Regions from separate parts of the Homo sapiens genome. Here region 2 is linked to region 1. The links are chromatin loops, found by intact Hi-C in ENCODE. Cell type or tissue: GM12878. All regions are shown on one strand. Each heading gives the region's core, and the rest is flanking DNA. Links, peaks and the distances in the headings are about the cores only.

Region 1 (10,625 bases), core at 1,359-9,358:
GCTTCAGCCTCCCAAGTAGCTGGGATTACAGGTGTGTGCCACCACAACCAGCTAATTTTTTTATTGTTTTGTTTTTTTATGAGACAGAATTTTGCTCTGTCGCCCAGACTGGAGTGCAATTGGCGTGATCTTGGCTCACTGCAACCTCCTCCTCCCAGGCTCAAGCGATTCTCCTGCCTCAGCCTCCTGAGTAGCTGGGATTACAGGCGTCTGCCACCACGCCCGGCTAATTTTTGTACTTTTAGTAGAGATGGGGTTTCGCCATGTTGGCCAGGCTAGTCTCGAACTCCTGACCTCAGGTGATCCACCCGCCTTGGCCTCCCAAAGTGCTGGGATTACAGGCGTGAGCCATTGCGCCCAGCAAGAAGCATTTCTTCAGAGGAAAAATTGAGAGGGGAGTGTAGGCAAGCCACTTCAGGGAGTCATTCTGCACTCTTCACAACAGCTGACATTCATTGAGCTCTCCCTATGTGCCAGGCATGTTAATAACTCAATGTCCTAACAACTCCATCAGGTAAACACTATGATTATTATCATCACTATTTTACAGATGAAAAAACTGAGCCCCTCAACTGTAAAGGCCTCCTACTCCCACCTTCGCTGTGGCCCTGGTCAGAGGAGGCATAGTCATATGTCCGGTTTCGCCCCACTCCTTGGAAAAGCATGACCCCTCCTGAGAGGCTTGGGTGACGCAGAGAAAGGAAGTTGCCATGGGTGAGGCTTGGAGAGAAGGGAGGTCCCCAGAGCGTGCACTCAGAGAGTGACCAGGGCTGGGGGGAGACTTGAGAATCGACTGAGACCTATGCAGTTACCTTGGACCTCAGACCCTCTGGCCTGAACCCACGGAACATATGGGCCAACTGATGGTGAAGGACTTGGCCAAGGCCACACAGCCAGGCTGCTGGCTGGCACCAAACCCCCTGTCTGCTGTTTGATTACAAATATCTGCCTTTTTTTTTTTTTTTTTGAGATGGAGTCTCACTCTGTCACCCAGGCTGGAGTGCAATGGCTTGATCTTGGCTCACTACAACCTCCACCTCCCCGGTTCAAGTGATTCTCCTGCCTCAGCCTCCCAAGTTGCTGGGATTACAGTCGCCTGCCACCACACCCAGCTAATTTTTGTATTTTTAATAGAGATGGGGTTTCACCATGTTGGTCAGGCTGCTCTCGAACTCCTGACCTCAGGTGATCCACCCACCTCGGCTTCCCAAAGTGCTGGAATTACAGGCGTGAGCCACCGCACCCAGCCACGAATATCCACTTTTCCCTCTCTTCTATGTCCATGTTTTTGTTGTTGTTGTTGTTTGTTTGTTTGTTTTTAGATGGAGTTTCACTCTTGTTGCCCAGACTGGAATGCAATGGTGTAGTCTTGGCTCACTGCAACCTCTGCCTCCCAGGTTCCAGCAATTCTCCTGCCTCAGCCACCTGTGTAGCTGGGATTACAGGTGCCCACCACCACGCCCAGCTAATTTTTGTATTTTTAGTAGAGACGGGGTTTCACCATGTTGGCCAGGCTGGTCTCGAACTCCTGACCTCAGATGATCCACCTGCCTCGGCCTCCCAAAGTGCTGGAATTACAGGCATGGGCCACGACACCCGGCCTGTCCATATGTTATCTTTGGTTACTTGCAAGGCAGAGAAGCTGTGCTGGTACCAGTCAGTTCCTTGGCGGTAATAAGACTAACAGCAGCTCACATTTTTTGGGTGCTCACTCTGTGCCAGGCACTGTACATGAGGGGTGGCTGTTCATCCCTGGAATGGCAGGGCAAGAACTGAGTGAGGCATGCCAGGGAAGGACTCTGGTGGCCTGGAGGGTAAGGCCCTCGCTAGCTGGGGGACAACAACTGTTTAGCACCGTGATGGCCTGGCCAGTATAGCCAGATACTGCTGTTTGAAAAGAAAGCCAGAGGCCAAGCGTGGTGGCTCACGCCTGTAATCCCAGCACTTTGGGAGGCCGAGGCGGGTGGATCATCTGAGGTCAGGAGTTCCAGACCAGCCTGGCCAACATGGTGAAACCCCGTCTCTACTAAAAATACAAAAATTAGCCTGGTATGGTGGCACACACCTGTAATCCCAGCTACTTGGGAGGCTGAAGCAGGAGAATTGCCAGAACCTGGGAGACGGAGGTTGCAGTGAGCTGAGATCACGCCACGGCACTTCAGCCTGGGTGACAGGGAGACTCCCATTTCAAAAGAAAAAAAAAAAGAGGCCAGGCACGGTGGCTTACGCTTATAATCCCAGCACTTTGGGAACCCGAGGCGGGCGGATCACCTGAGGTCAGGAGTTCGAGAACAGCCTGACCAACATGGAGAAACCCCGTCTTTACTAAAGATACAAAATTAGCCGGGCTTGGTGGCAGGCGCCTGTAATCCCAGCTACTGGGGAGGCTGAGGCAGGAGAATCACTTGAACCCGGGAGGCGGAGGTTGTGGTGAGCCGAGATCACACCACTGCACTCCAGCCTGGGCAACAATAGTGAAACTCCGTCTCAAAAAAAAAAAAGAAAAGAGAAAGAAAAGCCAGACATGTTAATTTTTATATGGTATTTTCCAATTTCCTCAAATCTTAAAACAAATTCATAATTCAAGAAAAATCTTCTATGGGCAAATTGAGTTATATCTGGGGGCCAGTTTGCAAACTCTGCTTGTTTTGTTTTCTTAAACTTTGACACGCATCGTGTAAAGAAGCTGTTATCTGTTGTTCTGCAGATGAGGCAAGCAAAGCTCTTCAAGAGGGTGAATCACTTCCCCAAGATCACAGAGGCGGGAAGCCACAGGGTTGGGGGCCACCCGACTCCAAAGGCTTGTTTCTATGTTAGACTGCCTTTTGGATGGGCAAGAGGTCTGTTCAGATATAGCCAGAACTGGCACAGTGACAGAATATCTCCAGGGACAGTAAACTGTCAGTCAGGGTAGCATTGAGGGATTGTTGCAGATGCAAAACTCCCCACCTCCCTCTGCCACAACTCAACAATGGACATCTCTGTGCCCTTCATAAAATTAAGTCATCACAGAATCTTTTCTCCCAATTATGCATTCCTTATCATGACTGGATATTCATGTTTGGTGAATTTTTGTTTTTTTGTAAGCTAAGAATGTATGCTTAGGGGAGGTGCTGTTTGTGGAATAAATAGGTTTAAATTATTTGTGTCACTTGTCAAACTTCTTAACAAGCATACTGTGCAGTGACAGAGAAATAATTCCTAACTTTCCCACTGGACTGTGAGTTCCAGGGGTCTGTTTTACTTATAACTGTGTCCCCAGCACCTAGCACAATGTCTGACACATAATAGGTGCTCAGTAAATATCTGTGGATTGAATGAAGTGAATTGACTTGTCCAAGGTCATGTTGACCAAGATTTCTGATTACACCCACCTGATTTAGAAGCCCATGCTATCACCTCTACACCACTCTGCTTCTTGGAAAGAACCAAGGGAAAGAGGTCTCCAGGCACAGGATTGTGGGCCCAACAGATTGCATCCCCTCGAACTCCTCTAGTTTGGTTGGTGAAGGTGGTGATGGAAATAAGCACCTATGAACCAAGCCACTATCCACCATAATACCCTTTAGAAACTACACTTTATAATCTTGACAGCCCTGAGCCTGGCTTTTGGGGTATTTACAGAGGGTGGCAAGGGCAGGTCCTGGGTTTTGCAGTGGGACAAGTGAAGTTCTCATCTCAGTTCTGCTGTGTGACCTTGAGCTATGAATGCCCCTCTCTGAGCCTCTTCCTTCCTGCACCATGTGGATAAACAAGCTTACTTACGGGATTATGGGGTTGAAAGGAGATCATCAATGGAAGTGGCTGCCCAGTGACTGTGGATTTTTTGGAAACTGTTTTTTGAAAACTGTTGACATTGAGAACAGCCTTATCAGGAGCTGCCAGGCTTAGGGCCAAGGGGCCTCATCTATCAGGCTTTTCTGCTTTCAAGTAGGTATTAATAGGTACAGAAGGCCCTTATCTCTTCCTCAGTTTCATGCTAGGAATGCTGGTCTTCACTCCTTTCTGCTTCAGCAGGACCTGAAGGATTGTGGGACGGAGGGCGCCTACTTCTACCTGGATGTGTACTTGAATACTCTGGGGCGGGCAGGACTTTGGAAAACCCCCAACCTCAGCCTCACCAAGCCTGAAAAATAACCTTTTCATCTACTTGGTAAACTCAGGCCCTTTTGGCCTCAAATTTCCTCATCATAAAATGGAGCAATAATAATAGACATCTCTCTTTGCCAGCCACCACAGTTAAACCAGCACAGTGCTTGGTATATAATAGGTGCTTAATAAGTGTTTGTTGAATGACTTGGGTTTGAGAGGGCTTCACACAAATGAATGTTAGTGTTACTGGGACCCTGTGGGAAGGTGCAGGGAAAGGACACTCTTTCCATCTGGAATGGGAATGTGCTGGTTTCTCTTGCTCTCTGCCAGCACCTGCGTTGGTTGTTTAGAATGGGACCTACCCCTCAGCTTCTTTATGGAGAGGGGATGGGGAAGGGGGACAGGCAGACCTCAGGGCTGGGAATGCAGTGTAGGCCCAATTTGGTCACTGGTTGGCTTCACAGTTACTTTCTCCTGAAAGGGCCTCAGTTTTCCTATCCATACAGCAAGAGGCTTATGTGGTCTCTGTGGTCCCTTCTAGCTATGATACATTCTAGGATTTGCAATGAGTAATTTCAGAAACTACTCATTGGAGGGGAAAACAACTCCTGATTTCCTAAACCACCTCATAGTTTGTAAAACACTTTCCAATTCCTTATGCTTTTCATTCTCCTGGCAACCCTGGAAGGGGCCAGGGCAAGGTCTGTGTGCCCATTTGAAACTAAGGGTGAGAAGCATCCTCAGGAGCTGTGATTTGAGGCTGCACCACTCATTTTGATTATGCTGGTACACCAGTTTGCTTTCAAATGTGAGTATGCATAAAAATAACCTGGAAGCTTGGTGAGGTGGCAGTCACCTGGAGTACCAGCTATGCTGGAGGCTGAGGCGGGAGGATCTCTTGAGCCCAGGGGTTTGAGACTACCCTGGGCAACATAGTGAGACCTCGTCTATATAAAATAAATAGGAAAAAAAAAATAAGATACTGGCTTTTCTAATTCCCTAAGTGTCAAAAAAAAAAAAAGAAAAAGAATAACAAATATCACCTGGAAAGGGGACATGGCATTGTTAAAATGCAGATTCTTGGGCACCTAGAGATTTTAAATTGGCAGGGCCAGGGTGGGCCCAAAATTAGCAAGTGACCACGTGGTTCTGAAGCCAGTGGCCTAAGGACCACCCTTGCAGAACCGTGGTCTCCTTGTCACAGTCTAGGCAGCCTCTGGCTTAGCCTCTGTTTCTTTCATAACCTTTCTCAGCGCCTGCTCTGGGCCAGACCAGTGTTGGGAGGAGTCGCTACTGAGCTCCTAGATTGGCAGGGGAGGCAGATGGAGAAAAGGAGTGTGTGTGGTCAGCATTGGAGCAGAGGCAGCAGTGGGCAATAGAGGAAGTGAGTAAATCCTTGGGAGGGCTCCCTAGAAGTGATGTGTTTTCTTTTTTTGTTTTAGAGACAGGATCTCGCTCTGTCGCCCAGGCTGGTGTGCAGTGGCATGATCATAGCTCACTGCAGCCTCGACTTCTCGGGCTCAAGCAATCCTCCCACCTCAGCCTCCCAAGTAGCTGGGACTACGGGCACACGCCACCATGCCTGGCTAATTTTTGTATTTTTTGTAGAGATGGGTCTTCACCATGTTGATCAGGCTGGTCTCGAACTCCTGGGCTCATGCGATCCACCCCGCCAGCTGATTACAGGGATTCCGGTGGTGAGCCACCGCGCCCAGACGCCACTTCATCGTATTGTAAACGTCTGTTACCTTTCTGTTCCCCTGTCTACTGGACTGTGAGCTCCTTAGGGCCACGAATTGAGGATGGGGCACAGAGCAAGCTCTCCAAACGTTTGTTGAATGAGTGAGGGAATGAATGAGTTCAAGCAGATGCTATACGTTGGCTGTTGGAGATTTTGGCTAAAATGGGACTTGCAGGAAAGCCCGACGTCCCCCTCGCCATTTCCAGGCACCGCTCTTCAGCTTGGGCTCTGGGTGAGCGGGATAGGGCTGGGTGCAGGATTAGGATAATGTCATGGGTGAGGCAAGTTGAGGATGGAAGAGGTGGCTGATGGCTGGGCTGTGGAACTGATGATCCTGAAAAGAAGAGGGGACAGTCTCTGGAAATCTAAGCTGAGGCTGTTGGGGGCTACAGGTTGAGGGTCACGTGCAGAAGAGAGGCTCTGTTCTGAACCTGCACTATAGAAAGGTCAGTGGGATGCGGGAGCGTCGGGGCGGGGCGGGGCCTATGTTCCGGTGTCCCCACGCCTCCAGCAGGGGACGCCCGGGCTGGGGGCGGGGAGTCACACCGCGCCTGGTACCATCCGGACAAAGCCTGCGCGCGCCCCGCCCCGCCATTGGCCGTACCGCCCCGCGCCGCCGCCCCATCCCGCCCCTCGCCGCCGGGTCCGGCGCGTTAAAGCCAATAGGAACCGCCGCCGTTGTTCCCGTCACGGCCGGGGCAGCCAATTGTGGCGGCGCTCGGCGGCTCGTGGCTCTTTCGCGGCAAAAAGGATTTGGCGCGTAAAAGTGGCCGGGACTTTGCAGGCAGCGGCGGCCGGGGGCGGAGCGGGATCGAGCCCTCGCCGAGGCCTGCCGCCATGGGCCCGCGCCGCCGCCGCCGCCTGTCACCCGGGCCGCGCGGGCCGTGAGCGTCATGGCCTTGGCCGGGGCCCCTGCGGGCGGCCCATGCGCGCCGGCGCTGGAGGCCCTGCTCGGGGCCGGCGCGCTGCGGCTGCTCGACTCCTCGCAGATCGTCATCATCTCCGCCGCGCAGGACGCCAGCGCCCCGCCGGCTCCCACCGGCCCCGCGGCGCCCGCCGCCGGCCCCTGCGACCCTGACCTGCTGCTCTTCGCCACACCGCAGGCGCCCCGGCCCACACCCAGTGCGCCGCGGCCCGCGCTCGGCCGCCCGCCGGTACGGACCCCAGGGACGCCGCGCCGACAGCGCCGCCTGTGCCCCCCGCGCAGACCCGGGAGGGCGCCGTGTTTGGCCTGGAGGCGGCAGGGGGCGGGGGAGGGGTTGACTGAGGCGCCCAGGCTGGGCGGTGCAGAGCCGGGGTTGGGCCTCCGGGCCCCGCCCTGGGGTGCGGGGTGACCTCGGGCCGGTCCCTGTTTGCTGCTCTGTGCTCTGCGCCTCAGCTTCCTCACCGGAGCCTCCCCAGCGTCGGACTCAGTGATAATAATAGCCCACGTGTATTCAACTGGCGTTTACTGCATGCCAGGCCTTTGGGCGACTTCAAGCCAGCTAAAACTCACAACCCCGCTGTGAGCTGTGTTGTCACTGTGCCCATCTGACGGAGGAGGAACTGAGGCCCAGAGAGGGAAAGTGACTTGCCCCTGGTCACACGGCTGCAGGTGGTGGGGCTGGGATTTGAACTGAGGCCTGCTGGCTTCAGCTCAGAATTTGCATCTCGGTAGTGAGCACAGCTGCTAGGGGAAGTGAAGGCGGGGCGGAGGAAAGTCCTGGGGCCTAACCGTTGGTGAGCCATTGAGGAGACCCTCCTTCCTGCCTCGATGCTGACTGCCAGGTGCAGGCCTGGCCGGCCAGGCCTCTGGGGACAGCCCTCCTGGCTGGGAGGCCTTCTCTGCAGGGGCGGGGCAGCTGGACCAGCTGCTGATCCCCTCCCTCTGCCTGTCCTTCCATCTGCCACCCTCCACCCTCCCAGGCCCTGGTTGCCATGGAACCTCATTAATCAGGCAGGCCGACCCCTGAGTCTCTGTAGAAGGACTAGGTGGGCTGGGCCTCTGGGAGCTGGAGAGGAGGCCCCCAGTGCCAGGAGAGAAAATGTCTCAGGGAGATCCTTTAATAAAGCCCTCCCTGATCGCTGAGCTCAAGACGAATTCAGACTGGAGGGCCCAGAAGAGGCGGCTGAATTCCAGTGGGAGAAGGGATTGGAGGCGTAGAAGCCTGGAGCTGGGAACTGTGGGGCACAGGGCAGGGTGTGGAGACCAGTTTGACTGGCGCAGCCTATGGGTGAAGGTGGGGCTCTGGTGTGCAGGCGGGGTCTGGCCAGGCAGGATGGGGTCTCAGCAGGGAACTTGGAGCAAGTGGGAGGGGTGAGGCAGGACTCAGGACAAGGAGGTAGAAGCTGCCTAACTGCTGATGGGGGTGTGGGTGGCAGCTGGTCCCTGAGGCATCCTGAGGAGGCTCCCCCAACCCCCTTGGCCCCATGCCCAGTGCTGCCTTCCGGAATCACCACAATGCTAATAATAATAACAATAGCAGCCACCATTGTTTTGAGGATGTCTTGTGTGCCAGGCTCTGTGCCAAGCGCTTTACTTAATTAACTCATTTAACCCCATCAGCAGCAGTCCCTTTTTACAGATTGGGAAGCTGAGGCCTAGAGATGTTAGAATCTTCCCATGTCATTCTGCTCTTGAGTGGGGAGAGCAGTCTGCGTTTCCTCTGAGGTTGACCTCTGGGATGCCTTGCTTTCTGGGGATGCTGATACAGGTTGAAGAAAGGGCAAGAAGGGCTTTTAGGGGCCCTCCCTCTTAATGAGTGGGTGGGAGGGGGTTGTACCAGGGGTGGGCCAGGTGGCCTGTCTCCTGTACTCCAGGGGCCTGTTCCTGTGGGTACCACTTGGGACCTGGGCAAGCATCTTCCATTCAGCTGTGTGACAAGCATTATAGAAGGCTCAGGTCTGCGGAAATCTAACAACCTGAGGGTCTTGTCCTCAAAGATCTGAACAGGATTATGGGTTCTAGGATCAAAGGGAGGGACAGGGGCAAAGAAAAATGCCCTCCACTCCACCTGTCAGGGGCAGGCTCATTGGCCTGGGCATTCCATTCATTCAACAGTTGTTGAGTTAGTGAATGCCCAGGAGGCACTAGGCCCAGAGACAAGGAGCCCTGGCCCCCAGTGTACTTAAGGGCCAGGAGGCTGGCACCATTCTGGAACTGAAGTCCAGAAAGTCCACAGGTTTGGCTTTTGGCCTCTCTGCACTGGCATTTGTCTGGCACAGTCCTTGAAATAAGCTACAGGCTTAGCTTCTATACCAGCAGGCATTCTGTATACAAGGCTCTGCAATTCAGCCATTCCTCTTGGCCCTGCCTGTCCACTTCCACAAACTCAAGTATTATAACTATAATACATGTTTAATGTAGAAAACTTAACTTTTTTATTTATTTATTTATTTTTTTTTTGGAGACAGGGTCTCATTCTGTTACCCAGGCTGGAGTGCAGTGGCGTGATTGCGGCTCACTGCAACCTCTGCCTCCCAAGTTCAAGCTATTCTGTGCCTCAGCCTCCCGAGTAGCTGGGATTACAGGCGTGTACCACCATGCCCAGCCAATTTTTGTATTTTTAGTAGAGAGAGGGTCTTGCCATGTTGCCCAGGCTGGTCTTGAACTCCTGAGTTCAGACAATCTGACTGTCTCAGCCTCTCAAAGTGCTGGGATTACAGGTGTGAGTCACCATGCCCAGCTGAAAACTTAACTCTTAACTCTTTTTTTTTTTTTTTTTTTTGAGATGAAGTCTCGCTCTGTCACCTAGGTTGGAGTACAGTGGCGCCATCTCGGCTCACCGCAACCTCTACCTCCTGGGTTCAAGCGATTCTTCTGCCTCAGCCTCCCGAGTAGCTGGGACTACAGACGTGCACCACCATACCCGGCTAATTTTTGTATTTTTGGTAGAGATGAGGTTTCACCATATTGGTCAGGCTGGTCTTGAACTCCTGACCTCAAGTGATCTGCCCGCCTCGGCCTCCCAAAGTGCCAGGATTACAGGCGTGAGCCACTGCGCCTGGCCAAAAACTTAACTCTTAAGAAACTAGAAAGTTGACGGCAGGATCCCAGCCCTATTCATTTTTTTCCTTTTTTTCCCTAAGGCTATTTTTGTTTGTGGTGGTTGTGACAGTTTTTGTTTTTTAAAGTTTTAAAAATTGTAGTTTTTCCTGTATCATTCACACCATTCAGATATGGCACTGGTCTCCCACAGTCCTTCCAGAGGCTGCCCCGAAATGTATTCTATAATAATATAAACTGAACCAGAGAAAAGTTTCATGAGCTTTTTAATCCAAAAGGGATCATATAAATATATCGCCCTGTGACAGTGTTTTGCTTGTCTGTATGTGTGAGGGGATTCTTGTCAACCTGCCTCGGTCCTTGACAGCTGCGTGGTGTTCAAGGGGCTAAACAAAGCACAGCTTTCGTGACCCCCTTCATGGATGGGTGTTCGAGTCATCCAGATTTTTTCAGCAGTGAATGTCTTCACCCCTGCGTTTCGGGGCCCCTCTGCCAGTGTTTATCTAGGGAGAAGTGGCAGAAATGGCATCCACTCAAGCCTTTGTTTTAGGGCGTGGCACTGACCTGCCTTCAGGGGTGGACAAGGGTGGGGATCCCAGGGAGAAGGCAAGGGGTGCAGATGGCAGAAGCATGCTAGGGTTTGGGCCCCAGGGGCGAGTATGGAGGGGGATACATTCTGGCTGGGTTCTGGGGAGGTGGGGCACGTGGCGGGTATGAGTGTGGGCTCTGTACCAGCCAACTAGGGTGCAAGTCCTGGGTCCACCTCTCACTGTGTGGCCTCTCTCAGGTGGAGGCCATCATAGCACC
Region 2 (10,132 bases), core at 71-8,070, 92 kb before region 1:
CCTTTCTCTCTTTACTGACAAACTCTTACACATCCTTCAAGACCCAACTCGGGCGTCACTGCTCCTGTCAAGCCTTCCCTAGCTCCCTGGTGCTATGCCTGGCAAAGCCAATTCTGCCTTTGAATGTCCACCCACACTTTTAAGTCAGCATTTAACCCACTGAATGACAGCCCTTTGCTTACACAGGAGCTCCAAGTAGGCAGAGAGGGGCTTTCACTCCCCAGCACAGAGCCTGGGTCAAATGACTGACAAGTAAAAGAATTAATGGAAAATGAGCAAATTACTAAAGAAATCTATGGAAAGGTAATTTTTTACTTTTATTTATTTTATTTTATTTTATTTGAGATGCAGTTTCGCTCATATTGTCCAGGCTGGAGTGCAATGGTGCAATCTTGGCTCACTGCAACCTCTGCCTCCCAGGTTCAAGCGATTCTCCTGCCTCAGCCTCCTGAGTAGCTGGGATTACAGGTGCCTGCCACCACTCCCGGCTAATTTTTATTTTTAGTAGAGACAGGGTTTCTCCATGTTGGTTAGGCTGGTCTCTAACTCCTGACCTCAGGTGATCCACCCGCCTCAGCCTCCCGAAGTGCTGGGATTACAGGCGCCCACCACCACACCCAGCTAATTTTTGTATGAAAGGTAATTTTTTTAAAGCCAGAAAACACAGAAGTGAAAATCTCTTTCCAGTCCAGGCAAAAGAAGGGCATGTATTCACACATTCATTCATTTTGGTAGAGCGTTGGTCACGGGCACAGACCCAGCTGCCCCACTGCTTATTAGCCCCATCGTTTCCCAGCTAGGTGACCTTTCTGCCTTGGTTTCCCCACCTATAAAGGGGGATAGTAACAGTACACCTATCCTCTAGTCAATTCCAGTGAAATGCTCAGAACAGCATCTGGCATGTGGTTCTTGCTCAATTCATGGTATCTTTTACTCGGACCACAACTTCTAAAGCTTAAAATTAGGTTAGATAATAAGAAACATCCAGAATGAGGCCAAAATGAAACCAGGGCTGTCCTGGAAAATCTGCCACATATGGTTGTAAGAAAATGAGTAGAGTGAAGAAGCAAGTTAAACACACCAGGGAGACGTAATCAGCAAAATCCAGACTGCGGGGAACACCGCTGAACCAAATGGCCCAGTTTCTTCAACAAATAAATTCAGAGGAAAGAAAAAAGGGAGCAGTGGTCAGGGGTGGTGGTGGGGACCTGTAGATTAATAGAGGCTTTTGTTATGTCAATCAATTGCAATCTATGGACCTGATTCAAATGAACTTTACAAAATGATGAAGCTTTGAGACAACTAGAAATTGGAACACTTCCTGGATGTTTGATGTTATCAGGAACAGGCTTTAGTGAGGCTTTCAGAGTCACTGAAAAGAAGAATCCAGGCTGGGCATGATGGCTCATACCTGTAATCCCAACACTCTGGGAGTCTGAGGTGGGAGGATCACTTGAGGCCAAGAGTTTGAGACCAGCCTGGGTAACATAGTGAGCCCTATCTCTACAAAAAATTTAGGCTGGGTGCAGTGGCTCATGCGTGTAATCCCAGCACTTTGGGAGGTCAAGGTGGACAGGTCCCTTAAGCCCAGGAGTTTGAGACCAGCCTGGGCAACACGGTGAAACTCCATCTCTATAAAAAATACAAAAATTAGCTGGGCATGGTGGCACATGCCTATAGTCCCAGCTACTCAGGGGGCTGAGCCCAGGAGGTTGAGGCTGCGGTGAGCCATGATCAAACCACTGCACACTAGCCTGGTGACAGAGTAAGACCCTGTCTCAAAAAAAAAAAAAAATTAAAAAGAAGAGCCAATTGTAATAAGGATAATCTTACATCAGGAAGCTGGGAGGCTTCTGCTCAGACACTAGGCCTGGGACCAGGACAGCCCACCCAGCCTGGCTCCAGCAGCAGCCCCGACATGGCCACATCTGGAATGTGATGGATGAGATGGCCAGGCAGAGACACTGTGTCATCTGTGGAGCAGCCCCTGAGCCCTGCCTGCGTGTCCTATGGTGAGAGAGGAGAAGGAAAGGGTGAGGTGTGCACCCCACCCCACCTCCTTGCCCTTATTATAGCCTAGGCCCCAGAAAAGAGGACAGTGGCACCCACCTTCTGGCAGTGTGGGCAGGGGAAGTTGTGAGTGGCGGTCTGCAGGTGGTGCTCCAGGGCCTCAGGGGTGGAGTATTTGTTGACACATTTGACACACCTAAGTGGAAGGAGCAGGAGAGATGAGGGAGGAAACACAGCAGGCATAGGAAGCAGCGCCCCGGCCACCCCAGGGCCAACATTAGGAGGCAACATCCTACAGTTAATTCATTCCAAATCCATCCACTCTTCTCAATTGCCACTGCCTGTCCTCATCTGAGCGCCATCATCTCTTGTTCGGACTTGTGCAGTAGCCTCCTCGCTGGCCACCCTGCCCCTGCCTTGCCTCCTGTAGTCCATTCTCCACAGGGTGGCCAGGGGCACCTTTAAAAATGAAACAGGCTGAGCACAGTGGCTGGCTCACACCTGCAATCCCAATACTTTAGGAGGCCAAGGTGAGAGGATTGTTTGAGACCAGGAGTTCAAAATCAGCCTGGGCAACATGGCAAGACCCCTATCCCTATGAAAAATTTAAAAATTAGCTAGATGTGGTGGCTTCCCAGCTACTCAAGAGGCTAAGGCAGGAGGATCGCTTAAGCCCAGGGGTTTTGAAGTTACAGTGAGCCATGATTATGCCACTACACTCCAGCCTGGGTAACAGAAAGAGAACCTGTCTCTATTTAAATAAGAAAAAAAAAAAAAGGCCTGGTGTGGTGACTCACACCTGTAATCCCAGTACTTCGGGAGGCCGAGGCAGGCGCATCACCTGAGGTCAGGAGTTTGAGACCAGCCTGGCCAACATGATGAAACCCCGTCTCTCTACTAAAAATACAAAAATTAGCCAGGCGTGGTAGCGTGGACCTGTAATCCCAGCTACTCAGGAGACTGAGTCAGGAGAATCACTTAAACCCAGGAGGCGGAGGTTGCAGTGAGCCGAGATCGCACCACTGCACTCCAGCCTGGGCGGCAGAGTGAGACTCTGTCTCAAAAAAGAAACAAAAAAAAAAAGTAAGTCAGACCATGCCACACCATTGCTTAACCCACCTCCCACCTTGGCCTACAAGGCCCTGTGGTCTGACCCACTCCCACCTCTCAGACCTCATCCTTCTCCTTTCTCCACCTCACTCACTCTGCTCTGGCCACCCTGGCCTCCTTGACCTACCTTGAACACACCAGGCTCATTCCCACCTCAGGGCCTTGGCACTGGCTGTTCCTGTTCCCCGGAACACTCTTCCCCAAGTCTTCCCCAGGCAGTGCCTTCTCATCCTTCATATCTCAGCTCAAATGTCACCTCCCCAAAGAGGCCCTCCTGGCCACCCTGTCTCAAGTTGCCCCCCACGATGCACTCCCAGTCACTCCCTATTACATCACTCAGTTTTATTTTCTTCTTACCACTTCTTACCTGGAATTATTTATTATTTGCTTACTTGGTTATTGTCTGTCTCCTCCACTAGCAAGTGGTCCCTGTTCCAGATACCACATCTTGCCCATTCACAAGCTGCTCCCAGCACCAGTGAGAACTTGTTACATTAAAGAGTCAGACAGATGGGGATCCAAGCCCAGCGCCTTCCCATTTCTGACCTGCTGGGCCTCCTCATTCAAAATATGGGGTGTGAGTCCCAAACAGACCTGCCTGTCACTCATTCTTACAATTGTCACATGGCTGGATGCAGTGCCTCATGCCTGTAATCCCAGCACTTTGGGAGGCTGAGGTGGGCAGATCACCTGAGGTCAGGAGTTCAAGACCAGCCTGGCCAATACGGTGAAACCCTGTCTCTACTAAAAATACAAACATTAGCCAGGCGTGGTGGCACCTGCCTGTAACCCCAGCTACTCAGGAGGCTGAGGCAGGAGAATCACTTGAACCTGGGAGATGCAGGATGCAGTGAGCTGAGATCACGCTACTGCACTCCAGCCTGGGCGACACAGTGAGACTCCATCTCAAAAAAAAAAAAAAAAAAAAGGGAGATTGTCACAGAGTCTGACATAGTTTGTATCTGTGTCCCCACCTAAATCTCATGTTGAACTATAATCCCCAGTGCTGGAGGTGAGTTCTGGTGGGAGGTGATTGGATCATGGGGGTGGATTTCTCATGAATGGTTTAGGACCATCCCCTTGGTGCAGTCCTCAGGATAGTGAGTGAGTTCTCATGAGATCTAGCTGTTTAAAAGTGTATGGCGCCTCCCTCTCTCTCTATCTGGCTCCTGCTCTGGCCATGTGACATGTCTACTTCCCCTTCTCCTCCTGCCATGAGTAAAAGCCTCCTGAGGCCTCCCCAGTGGCAGATCTGCTAGCTCAGACACTATGCTTCCTGTACAGCCTGCTGAACCGTGAGTCAAATAAGCCTCTTTTCTTATAAATTACCCAGTCTCAGGTATTTCTTTATAGCAGTGCAAGAATGGCCTAATACAGAGTCAAAAAACACAACTGTGCCAAACAGCTCATAAACATGTCCTCACAACAGCAGTCTCAGGCCACCAACCACTCTGAAGGGAGAAAAGACACCACCATCTCCCCATCATGAAAACATGTGCCAGCTAAGGAAGAAAGGGTATTATCAGACAAAAAAAGAAAAGAAAAAAGAAAACATTTGCCAGCATATTGACCTATTTACAATGAGTTATCAGTGAGGAATGTCACAGGTAGGTGAACAATTCAAAGCAAAAACCAAAAGGCAGGCTGTGTAGAGTACTGCCTGTGGGAAACCCCAGGCAGGCTGCACCTGCGAAGGGCCCAGGGGAGCCCCATAGACCGCACTCTGAAACTACACACTAGCCAGGCGCACTCTGAAACCACACACTAGCCAGGCGCGGTGGCTCATGCCTGTAATCCCAGCACTTTGGGAGGCCGAGGTGGGCGGATCACTTAAGGTCAGGAGTTCGAGACCAACCTGGCCAACATGGAGAAATGCCGTCTTTACTAAAAATACAAAAATTAGCCAGGTGTGGTGGCTCACACCTGTAATCCCAGCTACTCAGGAGGCTGAGGCACAAGAATCACTTGAACCCAGGAGGGCAGAGGTTGCGGTGAGCCAAGATCATGCCACTGCACTTCAGCCTGGGTGACGGAGAGAGACTCTGTCTCAAAAAAAATAAAAAAAGAAAAGAAAAAGAAAGAAGCCACATACTAAATGCCTCCAGGCAGCAAGAAAGGGAAGGTGGGGTGGGAGCAGAGGTACCAGGAGGGCAGAGACTTAACTAGCTGGTGAGATGGGAAAGGACAGAATCTCACATGCTTCAGGGGCTGGGTTTGGGGGAGACATAGATTTGTGTCAGAGATTGTTTACCAATAGCCAGGAAAATTAAAATCTCCTGCCAGAAACAGCACCTGAATTAAGTCATCCAAGGTAACATCACCAGTAATAGAGCAAATCAACATCACATGCCTCCTGATATGACACACGGAGGAGGACACAGTATTTGTTGTGACATTCCTGACAAAAGTGCATGACCTGAATTTAATCATAGGGTAAAATCAGGCAAACCCAAACTGAGGACATTCTACAGAATAACCTGTCTATACTCTTCAGAAATATCAAGGTCTCGAAGACAAAGACAGAAGGAGGAACTGTTCCAGCTTATAGGACACAAGAGAGACGAGAGAGACATGACAACTGAATTCAACATGTGATTCTGGTTCAAAAAAACCTTTTTTTTCTTTTTCTCTAAAGCATGTTATTGGAACAATTGGAAAATTCTGAGTAAGGCCTGTAATTAGATAATAGAATTGTACTGATATTAACTTCCTGATTTCTTTTTCTTCTTTTTTTTTTTTTTTGAGACAAGAGTCTCGCTCTGTCACCCAGGCTGGAGTGCAGTGGCCCGATCTCGGCTCACTGCAACTTCCGTCTCCCAGGTTCAAGGGATTCTCCTGCCTCAGCCTCCCAAGTAACTGGGAATACAGGTGCCCGCCACCACACCCAGCTAATTTTTATAATTTAGTAGATACGGCATTTCGCCATGTTGGCCAGGCTGGTCTCGAACTCCTGACTTCAGGTGATCCGCCCACCTCAGCCTCCCAAAGTGTTGGGATTACAGGTGTGAGCCACCGCACCTGGCCTGATTTTTTTTTTTTTTTTTTTTTTTTTTTGAGATAGGGTCTCACTCTGTCCTTCAGGCGGGAGTGCAGTGGTGCGATCTCAGCTCACTGCAACCTGTACCTCCCGGGCTAAAGCAATTCTTCTGCCTCAGCCTCCTGAGCAGCTGAGACCACAGGCATATGCTACCATACCCACCTCTTTTTTTTTTTTTTTTTTTTTTTGGTAAAGACGGGGTTTTGCCACGTAGTCCAGGTTGGTCTCAAACTTCTGGGCTCAAGCAATCTGTCTACCTCAGCCTCCCAAAGTGCTGGGATTACAGGCATGAGCCACCGCACAGAGCCCAACTTCCTGATTTTGGTAACTATAGTATATTGCCCTTATGGAAGAGGTTATCCTTGTTTTTAGGAAATACAGGCCAGGTGTGATGGCTTACGCCTGTAATCCCAGCACTTTGGGAAGGCCAGGCAGGAGGATCACTTGAGGCCAGGAGTTCAAGACCAGCCTGGGCAACACAGTAAGACCCTGTCTCTACAAACAAACAAACAAACAAATTTACCTAGGAGTGATGGCGCCTGCCTGTAGTCCTAGCTACTGGGGAGGCTGAGGCAAGGCGACCACACCTGTGAATAGCTGATGCACTCTAGACTGGACAACACAGTGAGACTCTGTCTCTAAAAAAATAAAAATTGGCCAGGTGTGTGGCTCACGCCTATAATCCCAGACCTTTGGGAGAACAAGGCAGGTGGACCGCTTGAGCCCAGGAGTTCCAGACCAGTCTGGTCAACATGGTGAAATTCCATCTTTATAAAAAATAAAAAATTAGCCAGGCCTGGTGGCACACACCTGTGGTCCCAGCTACTCAGGAGGCTGAGCTGGAGGATTGCTTGAGCCCCGGAGGCGAAGGCTGCAGTGAGCTGTGATCATGCTACTGTGCTCTAGCCTGGGTGACAGAGTGAGATCCTGTCTCAAAAAAAAAAAAAGGCCAGGTGCAGTGGCTCATGCCTGTAATCCCAGCACTTTGGGAGGCCAAGGTAGGAGGATCACTTGAGCCCAGGAATTTGAGACAAGCCTGAGCAATATGGCGAAACCCTGTTTCTACAAAAAGTTTAAAAAAAAAAATCAGATGGGCATGGTGGTGCATGCTTGTAGTCCCAGCTACCCAGGAGGCTGAGGTGGGAGAATCACCTGAGACTGGGGAGGTCAAGGGTCAAGGCTGCAGTGAGCCATGATCATGCCACTGCTTTCCAGCCTTGGTGATGGAGTGAGACCCTGTCTCTAAACAAAAAATTAATTAATTAATTATATTAAAATTAAAATACATACATAAGTTAAATTCATGAAACAAAGGAAAGCTTTAAAACACATATATTGAAGGCCAGGCATGGTGGCTTATGCCTGTAATCCTAGTACTTTGGGAGGCTGAGGAGGGTGGATTGCTTGAGCCTTGGAGTTCTAGGCCAGCCTGGGCAATATAGCAAGACCCTGTCTCTACAAAAAATACCAAAATTAGCTGGCAGTGGTGGCACACACCTGTAGTCCCAGCTACTCAGGAGGCTGAGGGGGATGGATTGTTTGAGCCAGGGAAGTCAAGGCTACAGCAAGCCATGATTGTGCCACTGTACTCCAGCCTGGGTGACTGAGCAAGATCCTGTCTCAAAAATCAATCAATCAATAATAAAATTATGACAAAATAAGAGGTTTACAAAGAACACTTTTCGAACATGATTGCCCGTGATATGGGGAAGTGGGTCACAGTGGATGGAGAATTCCTGTTCACTCTATGTCCTGTGATAGTTTTACAATATTGCACTGTATACATATAGTTTTTGAAGTAGATAATTAATCTTTAAAAAAAAAAAAAAAAGGCCGGGCACGGTGGCTCACACCTGTAATCCTAGCACTTTGGGAGGCCGAGGTGGGTAGATCACGAGGTCAGGGATCGAGACCATCCTGGCTAACATGGTGAAACCCCGTCTCTACTAAAAATACAAAAAATTAGCGGGGCATGGTGGCAGGTGCCTTGTAGTCGCAGCTACTAGAAAGGCTGAGGCAGGAGAATCACTTGAACCTGGGAGGCGAAGGTTGTAGTGAGCTGAGATCCTGCCATTGCACTCCAGCCTGGGCAACAGAGCGAGACTCCATCTCAAAAAAAAAAAAAAACAAAACCCTTTCAACTCTGACCTGCAAAATCACTTCTAGGAACTTAGAAAAGAGCAAAGATGTACTTCCGAAGTTGTTCCCTGTATAATTGTTATACTGATGACAAACTGAAAATAACCTCACTAACCAACAATGGGAGATGACAGAAGTAAATCACAGTACACCATGCACAATGGAATACAAAGTAGCTGTTTAAAGAATGAGGCAGGTCTATTGTTGCTGAAATGCAAAGATGTCCATATTACTGATGTTTTTGTTTTTCCCCGAGACAGGGTCTCACGAGTGCAGTGGCATGATCACGGCTCACTGCAGCCTTGAACTCCTGGACTCAAGCAATCCAGCTCAGCCTCCCAAGTAACTGGGACTACAGGCACATGCCACCATGCCTGGCTAATTTTTGTATTTTTTGTACAGGCAAGGTTTCATCATGTTGCTCAGGCTGGTTTTGAACTCCTGGCCTCAAGTGATCTGCCTGCCTCGGCCTCCCACAGTGCTAGGATTACAGGCATAAGCCACCATGCCCAGCTATATTACTGTTTTAAGTGAAAAAGTTTTAAGTGATAAAACCACATGTGCAGTGATCCCATTAAATCAGTCTGTTTGTTGGACATTGCGCTACAGGAAGACAGTGTGATGAATTTTCACCAAATTCAGTGACTCTATTTGGCATCACCTGACTCAAATATAGTCTGTGATATTTATATCTGTATCCATATCTGTAAACATATTTATTACACATATATGCCAAAGGATATCCACCAAGAGGTTAATAGTGCAGTGGCGATCTCTGGGTGACAGTTTTGGTTTTTTGTTTTTGTGTGGGTTTTTACAAAATTGTTTTCTCTGCATTGAACATTGACTTTTGCAATTGGGGGAAAAAATCAATAAATCTTATTTTTCTCTTTTTTCTTTTTTGAGACGGAGTCTCTCTCTCTGTCACCCAGGCTGGATGGAGTGCAGTGGCACAATCTTGGCTCACTGCAACCTCCACCTCCCGAGTTTGAGCGATTCTCCTGCCTCAGGCTCCGGAGTGGCTGGGACTACAGGAGTGTGCCACCACACCCAGCTAATTTTTTTTTTTTTTTTTTTTTTTTTAGTAGAGACAGGGTTTCACTGTGTTGGCCAGGCTGGTCTCAAACTCCTGACCTCAAGTGATCTGCCCTCCTCGGACTCCCAAAGTGCTGGGATTACAAGAGTGAGCCACTGCACCCAGCCAAATCTTATTTTTTAAAAGGAAATATTAAACATACAGTAAAGATATAGTGGCATGACTAAAAGTCATTTGAGAGGTTTGGGGAAAGTACACATAGGCAGGCCAAGGCAATGTGGCTGACAGGGAACAGAAACCAGAATGACAGGGCTTGGACTTCTAAAGATATGATGAAGCCACCACAGCCACTCAAATGTCACTATGAGACAGAATCAACTCTCATGGTGTATAAGTCACTGTTATTTGAGGTTTCTACTGCATGCAGCCAAACTTCTACTTAAATAACACAAATAATAATAATTGTAGCAATAACATTTATTGAGTACCTACTATGTTCCAGGTACCATGTCTAAGAGCCTCAGCCTTGTCTTACTTGATCCTTATAAATAATCCAGTAGGGCAGGCACTACTGTGATCCCCATTTCACAGAGGAGAAAACCGAGGCTCAGAGTGGCTGAATACCTTGCCCAAGGTCATCCACTGGATTTGCAGTCAAGACAGGATTTAAGCACAGGCCAATGGCTCCAGAACCCTTATCACTACCCATGACACCATTCCACCTTCAGGCCATCCAAATGGGGGCCTGGCTCATTGGGCCTTACTTTTGGGACAGGACAACAGCTCCAATGTCTACAAAG

The links. Peaks named below come from ENCODE experiments on the same cell type or tissue, not always from the same donor. Only the 100,000 strongest peaks of a DNase experiment are listed, where the experiment ranks them.
Region 2: it touches region 1 in a loop (4-fold over the local background); 4 of 110 quality-filtered maps call a loop at or near these places.

What each region holds. Positions count from the first base shown.
Region 1 is chr20:33,682,366-33,692,990 of GRCh38, reverse strand. E2F1 (E2F transcription factor 1) reads left to right here and starts at 6,606. Exons shown (of 7, transcript NM_005225.3): 1 at 6,606-6,987. The coding sequence starts at 6,727. RefSeq lists silencers at 6,267-6,766, 6,877-7,236. In GM12878, for the core only: a CTCF peak has its summit at 6,324 (motif pointing right); DNase peaks (open chromatin) are centred at 6,440 and 7,500; H3K4me3 peaks cover 2,625 bases; H3K27ac peaks cover 2,348 bases.
Region 2 is chr20:33,773,365-33,783,496 of GRCh38, reverse strand. ZNF341 (zinc finger protein 341) reads right to left here. Exons shown (of 15, transcript NM_001282933.2): 11 at 2,110-2,206. Among named protein-coding and RNA genes, the nearest start is that of ZNF341-AS1, 33 kb to the left of the region's middle. RefSeq lists enhancers at 4,140-4,434, 4,470-4,759, 9,916-9,985 and a silencer at 4,850-4,899. In GM12878, for the core only: no CTCF peak of the experiment used is centred there; DNase peaks (open chromatin) are centred at 4,396, 4,746 and 5,520; H3K27ac peaks cover 3,451 bases.